Regions from separate parts of the Homo sapiens genome. Here region 2 is linked to region 1. Evidence: chromatin contacts called from ENCODE Hi-C data. All regions are on one chromosome and are shown on one strand. The core of a region is the stretch at or near the end of the contact, and the rest is flanking DNA. Distances in the headings are between cores, read along the strand shown. Region 1 holds the start of COQ3 (coenzyme Q3, methyltransferase). Region 2 holds the start of FBXL4 (F-box and leucine rich repeat protein 4).

What was found. A loop is a pair of places that touch in the nucleus more often than their neighbours do. Pooled maps may share reads with other maps.
Region 2: a loop to region 1 is called in a map of CD8-positive, alpha-beta T cell, with 6 times the contacts of the local background. The contact joins the promoter of FBXL4 here to the promoter of COQ3 in region 1. A Hi-C loop is called at or near these places in 1 of 168 maps with a recorded cell type or tissue (CD8-positive, alpha-beta T cell), 3 of 37 single-sample maps with no recorded cell type and 12 of 50 pooled maps.

Annotation. Positions count from the first base shown.
Region 1 is chr6:99,391,692-99,398,825 of GRCh38, forward strand. It overlaps COQ3 (coenzyme Q3, methyltransferase), which reads right to left and starts at 2,504. Exons shown (of 7, transcript NM_017421.4): 1 at 2,383-2,504. The coding sequence starts at 2,488. PNISR (PNN interacting serine and arginine rich protein) reads right to left here. Exons shown (of 12, transcript NM_032870.4): 12 at 6,359-7,134. RefSeq lists an enhancer at 1,760-2,399.
Region 2 is chr6:98,944,803-98,951,936 of GRCh38, forward strand. FBXL4 (F-box and leucine rich repeat protein 4) reads right to left here and starts at 3,144. Exons shown (of 10, transcript NM_001278716.2): 1 at 3,004-3,144. RefSeq lists enhancers at 2,034-2,223, 3,027-3,538 and silencers at 2,664-2,973, 3,271-3,565.

The sequences.
Region 1 (7,134 bases), core at 1,254-3,753:
TCAAGAGGTTTAAAAATCATCTTAGGCCAGACGCAGTGGCTCAATGCCTGTAATCCCATCACTTTGGGAGACCAAGGTGGGCGGCCTGCTTGAGCCCAGGAGTTCAAGACCAGCCTGGACAATGTGGTGAAACCCCTTCTCTACTAAAAATATAAAAATTAGCCATGCATTGTGGTGCCTGCCTGTAGTCCCAGCTACTTGGGAGGCTGAGGTGGGAGGACCAATTGAGCCAGGGAGGCCAAGGCTGCCGTGAACTGTGGTCATGCCACTGCACTCTAACCTGGGATACAGAGCAAGACCTTTTCTCAAAAAAAAAAATTAATTAATCTAAAAAGTAAAAATAAAAACCACTCTACCACCTTACCACAACGGAAAGAGAGTAATTGAGTTTGTATTTAAACAGAATGCTACCAATTCCTTCTCTACCTTGAATCTGTGATCATCCTGGTATTTGAAATTTTAAAGGAATGGGAAAAGGTTTTTTTCATTTTATTTATTGAAAAGTCATTTATTCAGCACCTACCAGGCACCATGCTGATGGTGAATAAAACAGGTGACAGACTTTTACCCTACCAATACTTTATTTCCAGCAATGATAATTTACTGTCTGGATTGCTCTAAGGTCTTCCTGGGCCTAGACTTGCCTGACTCCATCCCACATTCTATGTAGACAGCTGCCAAGTGTTATTTCTTAAACATAAATCTGTTCATGTTGCTTCTTCAGTGATTTCCACTGTCCGCGGGATAGTCTACCTCAGGAGGTGTAAATGGCCTTTCATGAATGTGTCATGGCCAAAAAGGCCTCTTCCTCATCCCTTGCCACCCCCTGCCTTTACCTTCTGCCCTCCACCTACACACTTTACTTTTCAAGGAACCTTGCAGTTTCTCACAAACTTTCTCACAGATTCTCGAGCTGGTCCTTTCCCCTCTCCAACTGCTTTTTTTTTTTTTTGAGACAGAGTCTCACTCTGTTGCTCAGGCTGGAGTGCAATGGTGTGATCTTGGCTTACTGCAACCTCTGCCTCCCAGGTTCAAGCGATTCTCCTGCCTCAGCCTCCCGAGTAGCTGGGATTACAGGCGCCTGCCGCCACGCCCAGCTAATTTTGTATTTTTAGTAGATAGGGTTTCACCATGTTGGCCAGGCTGGTCTCGAACACTTGACCTCAAGTGAGCTGCCTGTCTCGACCAACTGCTTCTAAAACTGGCCACCTCCTTCAAGATTTCTCTAAATATCCCATTCAAGAAGTTTCCTTGATCCCAAATATGGATTAAATGCTCCTTCTATGTTCACCCCTCAAAAATTGGAACTAGGTTTATTATATCTTTTCTAAATTTTTGATTATAAAAGACACATGTTTACTAAAAAAAGTTCAGAAAAAGAAAAGTATATAAAGGATAAAATGATAGAAAATCACCTACTCTACCACAGGCAATCACTGCAAAATTTCTCTATATATCTCCACCTGTAACTCCAAGTTCACTATACATACTGATTTGTAACTTTTTTTTTTTTTTGGCTCCTTCCAGGAAACAATGAAACTTTACTTTCTTAACACTATATCTTACTACTTTTCCATGTGGGTACAAATAGATTTAAATCATTTTTATTGGCTGTACTATTTTTCACTGTATGATAGTACCAACTAATAACCTTTATTAATGGGCGGTTAGATTCCCCATTTTTTTGTTCATTATATCCTGATCTTAGGTTTATCCTAACATTTTTAAAGAGATCCTTGCGGTGTCATTCATTTTTAAATTCCCAGTGCTCATACCAGTGTCTGGCATACAGTATTTGTTAAGAGTTCCATGTGAAAGATGAGCTTAAGTTTCTACTTAATACTGAGAGTTCGAAAATCAGACTGCTGTCTACAAGCACTGAGCAGTGCATTATTTTCTTGATCTCATTTGCAAATGCAGTCTGTTGGATTAACCTATTAATCAAAAAGTAATACAGCTGCCTTAAATTCTTTCTGAAAAAAACAGCAAGCTTTGTGCAAACAAAACACAGATACAAAGCTATGCATAACTACGAGGCGTGAGTTATTCCTGCCCCGGCAAAGGAAAGATGCATGACCTTCAGACTGCAGCACACGCAGAGCGGGTCGCCGGCTCCTGGGGCAAGGAGCTCAGCCACAAGAGACCCGCGGCCTGCGCTTTTCCAGACAGGACCACTGGTCCTGAGCTCTTTTCCCCGGCGTCCGCCAACGGGACTATGCGAGGTTTACAATGGAGAGAGATGGGGCCAGGACCAAGCCTTAGGTTTCGCGCTGACCCCTCGCGAGGTCCAGAGACAACCCACCGCCCCACCCCCGGCGCATGCGCAGAGACGCCAGCGCTCGCAATTGACTGCATGCGAAGGACCTCCGCACACACACTCACCCGCCGAGGAAATTAAGGGACGCGCAGCTTTTGTATTACAGCCTCCAGGCCCCAGCACTCTTAAAAACCAACCCCCGGAGGAGCCCAGCTTACGGCCACTCCACATCGCGACAAACGATCCCACCTCTTTTCCGGTCCCTCCCGAAAAAAGATCCCCAACATAAAGGTTCCGAGATCACTTTCGCCGTCTGCAGCCGACTTTTTTTTTTTTTTTTTTTTTTAGCAGAGTCTGTTCTGTTGCCCAGGCTGGAGTACAGTCCCCATCTCGGATTCTGGGATCACTGCAATCTCCGCCGCCCGGGTTCAAGCGATTCTCCATGTTGGCTGGTCTCGAACTCCTGACCTCAGGTTATCCGCCCGCCTTGGCCTCCCAAAGGGCTGGGATTACAGGCGTGAGCCACCGCGCCCGGCCTGCAGCCGACTTTCATGATTGTATTGTTGAGTGTTATGTATGTATGGCTATACTTTCACGCTCATTTAGCAAATTGCACATGGAATTAAACTGCAAGATGTTTTTACTATCATAAACAACTTTGAAGATACTTTATTGCTATAGGACACCTCAAACCTCATGTTCGAAGTTGACCTCAATCAGGCCATTACTTCGTGCTGTGTCTTCTTTTATTGCCATGTAGCTCTATTTCACACTTAACAGATGTCTCTTCAAGGACTTTTATATTCCTGTAAGACATTGACCCTACTGCTAAGAATGCAAGAGTATGGGAGCACTTCTTCCTCAAGGGAAGAATTGTTTCCCCTTTCAAGGCACTCAAATATCAGATGGCCAGAAGGCCAAATGTAAAACTTATTTTCTGCAAATGACTATTATCTTGTACAGGGTATATACATCATGTAGTAGGAGGCTTCTGTGGCTCAGTCTAGGCAAACTTCATTTAGAGCTAGGAACAGTGATCAGTAACATTTTACGTCTAAATGCACAAAGTCTTTCTTTGGGTAAGAACAATGACGAATCTCCAACATTGAAGACAAAAAATTATTCTGTATTTTCAACAGGTAGGGTCAAATTGGTAAAGGGTTCTTTCAGTTAGCGAAATTTACCGCTCAGGAATCTTTTTTTTTCTTTTTTTTTTGAGACAGCCTCACTCGGTTGCTCAGGCTGGAGTGCAGTGGTAGGATCTCAGCTCATTGCAACCTCCGTCCCCCAGGCTCGGGTGATTCTTCGTGCCTCAGCCTCGTAAGTAGCTGGGATTACAGGTGTATGCTGCCATTCCCGGCTTAATTTTTGTATTTTCAGTCAGGGTTTCACCATGTTGGCCAGGCTGGTCTCAAGCTCCTGACCTCAGGTGATCTGCCTGCCTCAGCCTCCCAAAGTGCTGGGATTACAGGTGGGAGCCACCTCACCCAGACAGCAATAGTCTTTCATTCATGGTTCTTAGCTAAAATATTGACCTCCTCCTAAGGGTGGTCGCACTTTTCAGTTGCTATGTCCTCTTCAGAGCTCCTCTACCCTTAGATACATGATCCTCTCTCCACATGAAGGCAGAAAGCTCTGCACAAAAGAAAATGTAGCACGTCTTGTATTTATTGGAGTGACACATCCAAGGAAAAAGCAAAGTGCAAGCACAATTAAATAAAGTTCTAGGAGCTTTATATGTACTTTCTTTGAAGGTACCACACTTCACTGGGCTTCAGAGCCTTTCCACTACATTTTAACAAGAAGGGGAATCAATGATTTGCTTTATGCTGACAAGTATGTCTTTTGAACACCCAGAACAGGTCTGGCCCAAATAAGCAAAACTAGCTCATAGTATTTCTCGCTACAAACATCAACAAAGGGCTTTCCCAATGACCCTTAAGCCTAAGTGGTATTGGAAAGTTGTAATGGCTGTAATGCAGTATATGGCCATTGTTGGAGATATTTCCCCAGACTATTATTGTTATGGTCTCACCCGTAAGTCTGCGTATTTATTTTGCTCTAAAACTCTTAATGTCTGTTTTGTAATTCAACTTTATAAACATTTTTTTTTTCATCCAAGGGTAAAGTGCTCCCTTGTAGCTTTGAAATGATATACAGCTGGGCGTGGAGGCTGACACCTGTAATCCCAGCACCTTGGGAGGCTGAGGTGGGCGGATCACCTGAGGTCAGGAGTTCAAGACCAGCCTGGCCAACATGGTGAAACCCCATCTCTACTACAAAAAGTACAAAAACTAGCTGAGAGTGGTGATGGAATCCTGTAATCCCAGCTACTTGGGAGGTTGAGGCAGGAGAATCGCTTGAACAAGAGAGGTGGAGGTTGCAGTAAGCTGAGATCACGCCATTGCACTCTAGCCTGGGCAACAGAGCAAGACTGTGTCTCAAAAAAAAAAAAAAAAAAGAGATATACCACTACATCCACTCAGTTTAACTGGTAAGTTTTCACATTTACTTAAAAATTTTACATAAATTGGTAACTCAGAATAATTCTATCATAACTTCTACCAAAATCAGAATGTGGCAGATTTAACCAAGGTATCTTTAAAGGAACTCTATAGGTATCTGATAAACCTTTATGATATAAATATAACCCATGTGTGCTTTTTGAAGAGCTAAAGCCCATTTTCTCTTTTAAATTTTACACAACAAAATTCCACTTAAAACTGAAAAACTTAACAGCTAGATGTGTTTAGAACTAATCTAATTTGGCCAGGTGCGGTGGCATACACTTGCAATCCCAGCATGTTGGGAGGCCGAGGCAGGCGGATCACGAGGTCAAGACCATCCTGGCCAACATGAAACCCTGTCTCTATTAAAAATACGAAAATTAGCTGGGCATGTTGGCGCACACCTGTAGTCCCAGCTACTTGGGTGGCTGAGGCAGGAGAGTTGTCTGAACCTGGGAGGCGGAGGTTGCAGAGCCAAGATCATACCACTGCACTCCAGCCTGGTGACAGAGCGAGACTCCATCTCAAAAAAAAAAAAAAAAAAAATTCATCTAATTCCTCCCTTACACAGCTGAAGAAGTTAAGGCCCATGGTGATTTAGTGATTTGCCTAAAACACATCAAGAAACAGAGCCAGCTCAATCCAATGACTCTACTACTACTTCCATTTATGCAATCGGCTGGGAGCGGTGGCTCACGCCTGTAATCCCAGTACTTTGGGGGGCCAAGGCGGGTGGATCGCCTGAGGTCAGGAGTTCGAGACCAGCTGGCCAACATGGTGAAACCGTTTCTACTAAAAACACAAAAATTAGCCAGATGTGGTGGTGGGTGCTGTAATCCCAGCTACTCAGGAGGCTGAGGCAAGAGAATCACTTGAACCCAGGAGGCAGAGTTTGCAGTGAGCTGAGACTGCGCCACTACACTCCAGGCTGGGCAACAGAGAAAGACTCCATCTCAAAAAGCAAGAAACAGCAACTATGCAGTTGCTTAACTTGGGGACATGTGAGAAATGTGTCATTAGGTGATTTCATTGTGATGTGAACATCACAGAGTATACTTACATAAACCTAGATGGTATAGACTACTACACACCCAGGCTACATGGTATAGCCTTTTGCTCCTAGGCTACAAATACTATATTGAAAACTGTAGGCAACTGTAATATCATGGTTTTGTGTATTTAAACACAGAAAAGGTACAGTAAAAATACATTATAATCTTATGGGACCACTGTTGTACATGTGGCCCGTCATTGACTGAAACGTCGTTATGTGGTGTATGTCTGTACTCAGTACATTTTAGAAACTTCAGTAAATCAAAATACATTTAAATTTATGTAGGAGAAGAAAAACTCAGTTTAGATGTAAAGATTTCTGTAAGGCAACACTACAGAGACTGGAAACCTAATACAACTCCTATGTAAAAATTCCCAAATACAGTAAAAAATTCTTTACTATTACCTTTCATGTGTTTAAGGAAACAAAAAACTCAGGACACTTAAAAATAGACTGCGAAATTTACCTACTTGGTATTACACCACTAGAAACAGATGCTAAAAAGGTAATTTTATAGTGGCAGAAAACATATACACTAACGAGATTCCACACCAATTTTTATTTATATTTTGGGGCCTGAAACAAATCTTATAATCACCTCTTTCAAATTACATTTTATTCCCTTAATGGTGTGGTTTACCCCCACTCCACAAAAACAATTATGACTAATACACTAGAAATATTTTTTAATAGAACCTCTTAAACAAGACATTTTCATTAACCAATCCAGACCAAGGATTGTCTCAAAAATTTGATCTGTTAATTTTCTGGTGGTATTATTTTAGAAAAGATTTCATAACCAAATTATACATCTAATTAACTTATGTGTAAGTTTTTGCATTCACATCCTAAATCATGGAAACCCTACCTTATAAAACCTTACCACTCAAGGTAAATAAATACTATATCACATGTCAAGAAAATAAAGAATTCTCTAAATCTGCCACTAAAAGTCTGAAAAACCCAAATATCAAATTATAACACTGGTTTATGTACTAATAATCACAAATATCATGACGGCTTTTAAAAAAACTACAGACTTAACTGATAAGCTTGCAAATTACGGCAGAGTAAATAAAACTGTCAAATACTACTTTTGGCTCTAGTTCATAACTTGCCCAAAAATGTGCATATCATAGCCAACAGAATTTTTCTGTAGAATTTTATTTTGAAAATATTTCACTTCAAGATTGATCTAAAAAACATTTTAAGATATGAAAATGTTATACAACTTATCTATTACAAATTAATCAGATAATTCTGCAATTAGGTACACTGTGTTAGCTCGCCTACATAAAAAATATTGCACATTTTAT
Region 2 (7,134 bases), core at 1,894-4,393, 450 kb before region 1:
TCTCCTGTAACATAACCTACTTCATCTGCTAGTGTCACTGGGCTCTTATCACATCACCCTGTGGAAATCAGGGTTCCAGCAAATCAGCATAAGATGATCCTCTGGCTACCGTTCCTGTTGTGCTTTGTCTCTGAGTCAGGAGTCTCATATTTTCTGCCAGTTTCCATGAAACTGTTAGCTTGCAAGTAGGGTATGATCTCAGATCCTTGACAATTCTTGGCAATGTGATATGGCAAAAGCAATATTTTAACAAATTGTATAAATTTACTCTTACCAACAACTTTTGAGGAGCACTTTGGCAGAATCTCTCATAATTTAACACTTATGTGTAGCCTCTGACCTAGCAATTCCATATCTTAGGAAATGAACTAACATGCAAACATGACAGTATACAGAATAAACACAAAAATGATCCTTGCAGTTCTGTTTGTAATAAATTTGGAATAATGCCAACAGGGGACTGGCTAAATAACTTTTGGGTTATTCCTACAATGAAATACCAAAAGACTTACAAAAAAGACAAGATACTATTATATGCACTGACACAGAAGGATGTTTATCAATTATTATTAAGTGGAAGCTATAGAAAATTATAGATGGTACACTGCCATTTATGAAACAAAAGTAGACTTAAATATATTTATTTTTAAAATCTGCAAGCAGTGATCATCTTTATGGAACAAGGTTACTGGGTAGGTGGGCACACAGCACTTTCACTTCCTCCTTTAAGGATTTCTGTATTGCTTGATCTTTTTTAAAGAATGCATACATTTATTTCATGGGCTAATAAAGTTTTAAGTGTCCAGTGTAAAATTTATTATATTTTAGATATCCAGTTGTGATGGTAAAATACAAATGGATATGAGGATATCTTCCTCATATCCCAGGGAACACTTCTACAGCCATTTATCTCTTAGATAACCATTTTTCTCTTAGAAACCAGGTACAGAACATCCTAAATCACAGGTGATGGGGAGAGACACACTACAGTTACTATGACACGGTGCAAAGTCAAAAGGCATGCAGATTTTTAATCAGGCTGCTTCTCTATGTAACTGTAAGGAGCAACTCTAGTCGCAAGTTCTGAATGAGCAACAGAAGGGATTTATTTACTAACAGTTAATGATTCAACTGACCATGGAAAAAGCAAGCTAAAATAAATGAATCTCAATAACTGGCAGGAAAATTTTAAAGGGGGGAGGGAGGCAAGAGGTAAAGAAAGGGAATCAACTTGCCCCCACTAAATGTGTTCATTTCAAAAATATTTAGTGATGTCTACAATATGCCAGGCATCGTTCAAATCCCTAGATATTAAAACACATTATAAACCTAGAGCAATAAGAGCATCACAGAAGCCAGGATCACCACAGGGAGCCAAAGAATACTAGACCGTTCAGAAAGTCCCAAGAATACACGGGAATTTAGGGCCTATGGTATTTATAGGACTGATCAGCAGGGAAAAATAGAATTCCAACAAATGATGATGGAGTCACTAACAAAATTATAAAGTTAGAGCCTTCTTATCTCACATTAAATATAAATAAGATCATTAACAATACTAGAAGAAAACGGAGGTGGATATTTATATACAATTCATGTAGATAAAGGCCTTTTTTAAAGGACACTGTGTTAGATCCGCGAAGTTAAGATCGAGAATGTTAACCGCAGCAACATTAAGAGGATGAGACTAACACAGTAAAGAAAGAAGGGGCAGTTTTTGTTAACTGACCATATGTGCAAGTACCATATGTACCATTGTACAGAGTACTATAATCGCATTATTTCATCACGGCGTGAGTAAAGAAATTATCCATCTTACAATGAGTTGACTTATCTGATTTTCAAATAACAGAAGGGAAGAGTTTGAAAATGCAGAGTTCAGAAAAGCCAACTTTTGGCGCAGAAGTTTAAAACAAAGTTAGTACTCAGAACATAAGTATGGAAAGAAGAATCCAATTCAAGGAACTTTTAGAGTGCCTACTAAAGCATAATGCACATTTCCCTCAAGTCCTTAATCTGATAAAGGACTATTGGAGCGCTGATGACTCTGGATGAATCTCTCTCTACTCAACCAACAGATACAATATGCGGTACAGGATAATGGAGGCAGGAAGTGAGCCTGAAAGAAAAAAATATATACCTATAGCTGAACTTAAGAAACCAAGGAGTGCACGCAAGAACCAGAAAAGGCAGCTTGTGTCTGTGAACAGACCAAAGCAAGCAGAGATCCCTGCACCTGGTGGTAATGTGCCCTCCGGAGCACAAAGCCAGACGGGCATCCTGCCAACGCAACTACCTGACCACAGGCTTATACCATCTTCACCTTCTATAATAGTTATTTGTATACTGTATTTCAATCTGTGAATGCATCTCGAAGGTTTGTGGCAATGATTACTGGGAAATCAAGGAAATCCAAAACCACCCGTTATAAATATGTCGACAAGGAGGCCAAGTAGATGGTCATCATCACACTCTAGGGGCACCCCTAAACCTAAACACAGAAACAAGGTTGTAGCTGGGCACCCTGTAGCAGTCCTGAAGAAAGAAAACAGGCCTGGTTAGGCAAAAACCATCGGATGTCAGAGGGAAATCAAGGCAGCAGGCACAGGAATCACAAGCACAGGCGGGCATGTGGCCGACGCGTGGCTGCCGGCGCAGCACTGAGCGCGGGTGTGGGGCGACCCGCAGTCCCCCGCGGTGTAAACAACCCTGAGCCGCGCACACGTCCGAACGACGCCTCACAGCCTGCAGGCAGACTGTAGCGTAGAAAGAGCCCGAGGCACGTCAGCAGTTCTCAAGGGCCCCAGCAAGCCCCGCAAGCGTGAAGCGGAGGCGCGGGGGCGCGGGGCCGCGGGCGGGGAGGGGCGGGCAGCGGGGGCCTCTGCCAGGCGTCCAGACTCCCCAAAGCGCGGAGCTGCGCGCTGGCTCGGCCCCGGCCCCGCCCCGGCGCCAAAGGAAGAAGACAGAGACCCACGGGAGGGAGAAGTAAAGGAAGGGCCGTACCCTGCAGGGTCCGGGAGAGGCGCGCGCCGCGGGCTTCACCAGCGACCAGGCAGCGCGAGAAGGCCTGGGTGCGGGGGCGGCTCCCCGACTCTCTAGATGCGGCACAACCGCCGCAAGCCCGGCCTAGCGCGACCCGGAAGGAAGACGCGGAGGCCGCGAGGAGCGGCGGGCCCGGGGAGGCGGGGCGGAGCCGGGGAGGAGGGGCGGGGCCGCGGGGTTGGGGCGGGGCCGGGGAGGCGGGGCGGGGCCTGGAGGGAGGCGGGGCGGGGCCAGAAGCAAAGCCGGGCGTTTCTCCCATGGGAGGTGCTCTGGGTCCTACGGACAGCCCGCTCCCAGGCCAGGGGGAGGAGCTTTCTGCTGGCTTCCTAGCTCCAGTGGTGCCCGTGTAAAGGGCCTAGGTCATACACAGCGGGTAGTGTCTACAAATCCTCTTCGGAATAATCCCTTCCGAGTACCGGCTCGCCATGTGTAGTGTGGTCCTACAAGGACTTCTTCAGTCCAGACTTGGTGGATCAGATGATACATAGGTAATACGGCTGGTACGCATACGTAGAGGAAAAGTATAATATACATTATATGCACTCTGAAGGTATAATTCACCTAGTTTACAAACCTCCTCTTCCCTGCATACAAATCCTGCCTGCAGGCTCATTTCCATACCAACGTTCAGAAGCCTCTGACCATTACCTCTGATGAAGAAGATGGTCTGGCAGCCTCTCTTACTCATTTTGATTTATTTTTGGTAGATTCAGTATGGCACTTTATTTATTTATTTATGTATTTTTTGAGACGGAGTCTCGCTCTGTCGCCAGGCTGGAGTGCAGTGGCGCGATCTCGGCTCACTGCAACCTCCACCTCCCAGGTTCAAGCGATTCTCCTGCCTCAGCCTCCCGAGTAGCTGGGACTACAAGGGCGCCAAGCTAATATTTTGTATTTTTAGTAGAGACGGGGTTTCACCATATTGGCTAGGATGGTCTTGATCTCCTGACCTTGTGATCCACCTGCCTCAGCCTCCTAAAGTGCTGGGATTACAGCCGTGAGCCACCGCGCCCGCCCTTGGCACTTTTTTTAGTTTGCATCATATTTATCTTGTTACAAAATATCCACTAAGATGGAAAATATTTAATAAAATGTTGAACTACACATTATTTGCTGTCTGAATGCTCCAATGAGGCAAACCAGTAAGGATATTTACTTATATATGAACAGAATCAATATATGATATGCAATATACATTGTATACAAAAAAATTAAAATTTTTATTTTCTTCAACTTTTTGATGCATAATAGCTGTACATATTTTCAGGGTATATGTGATAATTTGATTCATTTCTGTAATCAAATCAGCATAACTGGGTTACTCATCCCCTTAAATATTTATCTTTTCTTTGTGCTAGGAACATTCAAATTGTTCTCTTCTGGCTATTTTGACATGTACTATTGATAAATGTTAGCTGTAGTCACCCTACTGATCTATGGAACACCGGGTCTTATTTCTTCTAAGTGTATGTTTCTTCTAAGTGTATGTTTACCTCCCCTTGCTCCCCCATGGCCCACCCCCCCAATACTTCTCAGTCTCTGAGATCCACTTTCTGAACTCCCACATATGAGTGAGAACATGCATTATTTGCCTTTCTGTGCTTGGCTTATTTCACTCATCATAATGACCTCCAGTTCTATCCATGTTTGTTGCAAATAAAAGGATTTTGTGGAGGGTTTTATGGCTGAATAATATTCTATTGTGTATATGTACCCCATTTTCTTTATCCATTCATCTGTTGCGCGGACACTTAGGTCAATTCTAAATCTTGGCTATTGTAAATAGTGCTGCAATAAACATAGAAGTGCAGATATCTCTTTGATATATGTATTTCCTTTCTGTTGGATCTATACCCAATAGTAGAATTGCTGAATCATATAGTAGTTCTATTTTTAGTTTTTTGAAGAATCTTCAAACAGTTTTTCACAGTGGCTCTAGTAATATTCATTCCTGCCAACAGTGCACACGGGTTCCCCTTTCTCCACATTCTCACCAGTATCTTTTGTTCCTGGCTTTTTTTTTTTTTTTTTTTTTTTGATAAAAGCCATTCTCACTGGGGTGAGATATCTCATTGTTTTGATTTGCATTTATCTGATGATTAGTGATAAGGAGCATTTTTTCATATACCAGTTGGCCATTTGTATGTCTTCTTTTGAGAAATGCCTGTTCAGATCTTCTGCCCATTTTTTAATTGGATTATTTGTTTTTGTTTTTGTTTTTGTTTTTGCTTTCCTATTGAGTTGTTTGAGCTCCTTATATAAAATATTCTGGTTATTAATCCCTTGTTAAATAAATAGTTTGCAAATATTTTCTCCCATTCTGTGGGTTGTCTCTTCACTTGATTGTTTCCTTTGCTATGCAGAAGCTTTTAAGCTTGATGTTATCCCATTTGTCTATTTTCACTTTTGTTGCCTATGTGTTTCAGATCTTAACCAAAAAGATAAGATCTTGCCCAGACTTATGTCATGGAGACTTTTCCCTATGCTTTCTTCTAGAAGTTTCATAGTTTTGGGTCTTAAATTTAAGCCTTTAATCCATTTTGACTTGACTTTTCTATATGGTGAGAGATAAGGTTCTAATTTCATTTTTCTGCGTGTGGACATTAGTTTTTGCCAACACTGTTGAACAGACTGTCCTTTCTCCATTGTGTGTTCTTGGCACCTTTTGTAAAAAAAGCAATTGACCATAGATGTGTGGCTTTATTTCTGGCCTCTATATTCTGTTCCATTAGTTAATGTGTCTGTTTTTATGCCACTACCATGCTGTTTCGATTGCTATAGCTTTGTAATATATTTTGAAGTGACGTATTGTGATGACTTCAGCTTTATTCTTTTTGCTCAACATTGTTTTCTCTATCCAGGATTTTCTGTGGTTCCATACAAATTTTAGGATTTTTTTTTCTATTTCTGGGAAGAACATCATTGATATATTGTTAGAGACTGCATTGAATATGTAGATTGCTTTGGGTAGGTATGGACATTTTAACTATTCCTCCAATCCATAAACACAGAATATCTTTCCATTTTTTGCATCTTCTCTAATTTCTTTCATCAAGGTTTTATAGTTTGAGTGTACAGATCTTTCACCTCCTTGGTTAAATTTATTCCTAAGTATTTTATTTTATGGGTTGTTTTTGTAGTCATTGTAAGTGGAATTGTTTTCTTGATGTCTTTTTCAAATAGTGTGCTTTCTGTGTATAGAAATGCTACTGATTTTTGTATGTTGATTTTACATCCTGCAAACTTACTAAATTTATTATAACAGTTTTTTTTAGTAAAGTCTTTAGGTTTTTCTATATATATAAGGTCATATCATCTGCAAACAAGGACCGTTTAACTTCTATACAATTTAGATGCCTTATTTTTTTCTTACCTAACTGCTCTAGCTAGGATTGCCAGTACTATGTTGAATAGAAGTGAGAAAGCGGGCATCCTTGTCTTGTTCTGGTTCTTAGAGGAAAAGCATTCAACTTTTGTCTATTCAGTGTATTAGCTGTTGGGGACTTGTCATATATGGCCTTTATTGTACTGAAGTACATTCCTTTTATACCTAATTCATTGAGCTTTTATCAGAGAAAAATAACGAATTGTGTCAAATGTTTTTCTGTATCTATTGAAATGATCAATGTGGTTTTTGTCCTTCATTCTGTTAAAGTGATGTATCACATTTATTAATTTGCTTTATGTTGAATCATTCTTGCATGTCTGCTATGAATCCTTCTTGACCATCGTTAGTGATCTCTTTTGTTGAAGATTTTTGCATTTATATTCATCAGGGATACTGGCCTATAAGCTTTGTTTTTTTGTTGTGTCCTTGCCTGATTTTGCTATCAGGGTAATGCCTGCCCCATAGAATGACCTTGGCAGTATTTCCCCCTCTTCAGTTTTTTGGAAGAGTTTGAGAAGAATTGCAATTTGTTATTTAAATGTTTGGTAGAAGTAAAGCCATCATGTCCTGGGCTTTTCTTTAATAGGAGACCTTTTATACTAATTCAATCTGCCACTTGTTACTGATTTGTTCACATTTTCTATAGCTTCATGATTCAGTATTGGTAGGTTGTATGTGTCCAGAAATTTATCCATTTCTTCTGG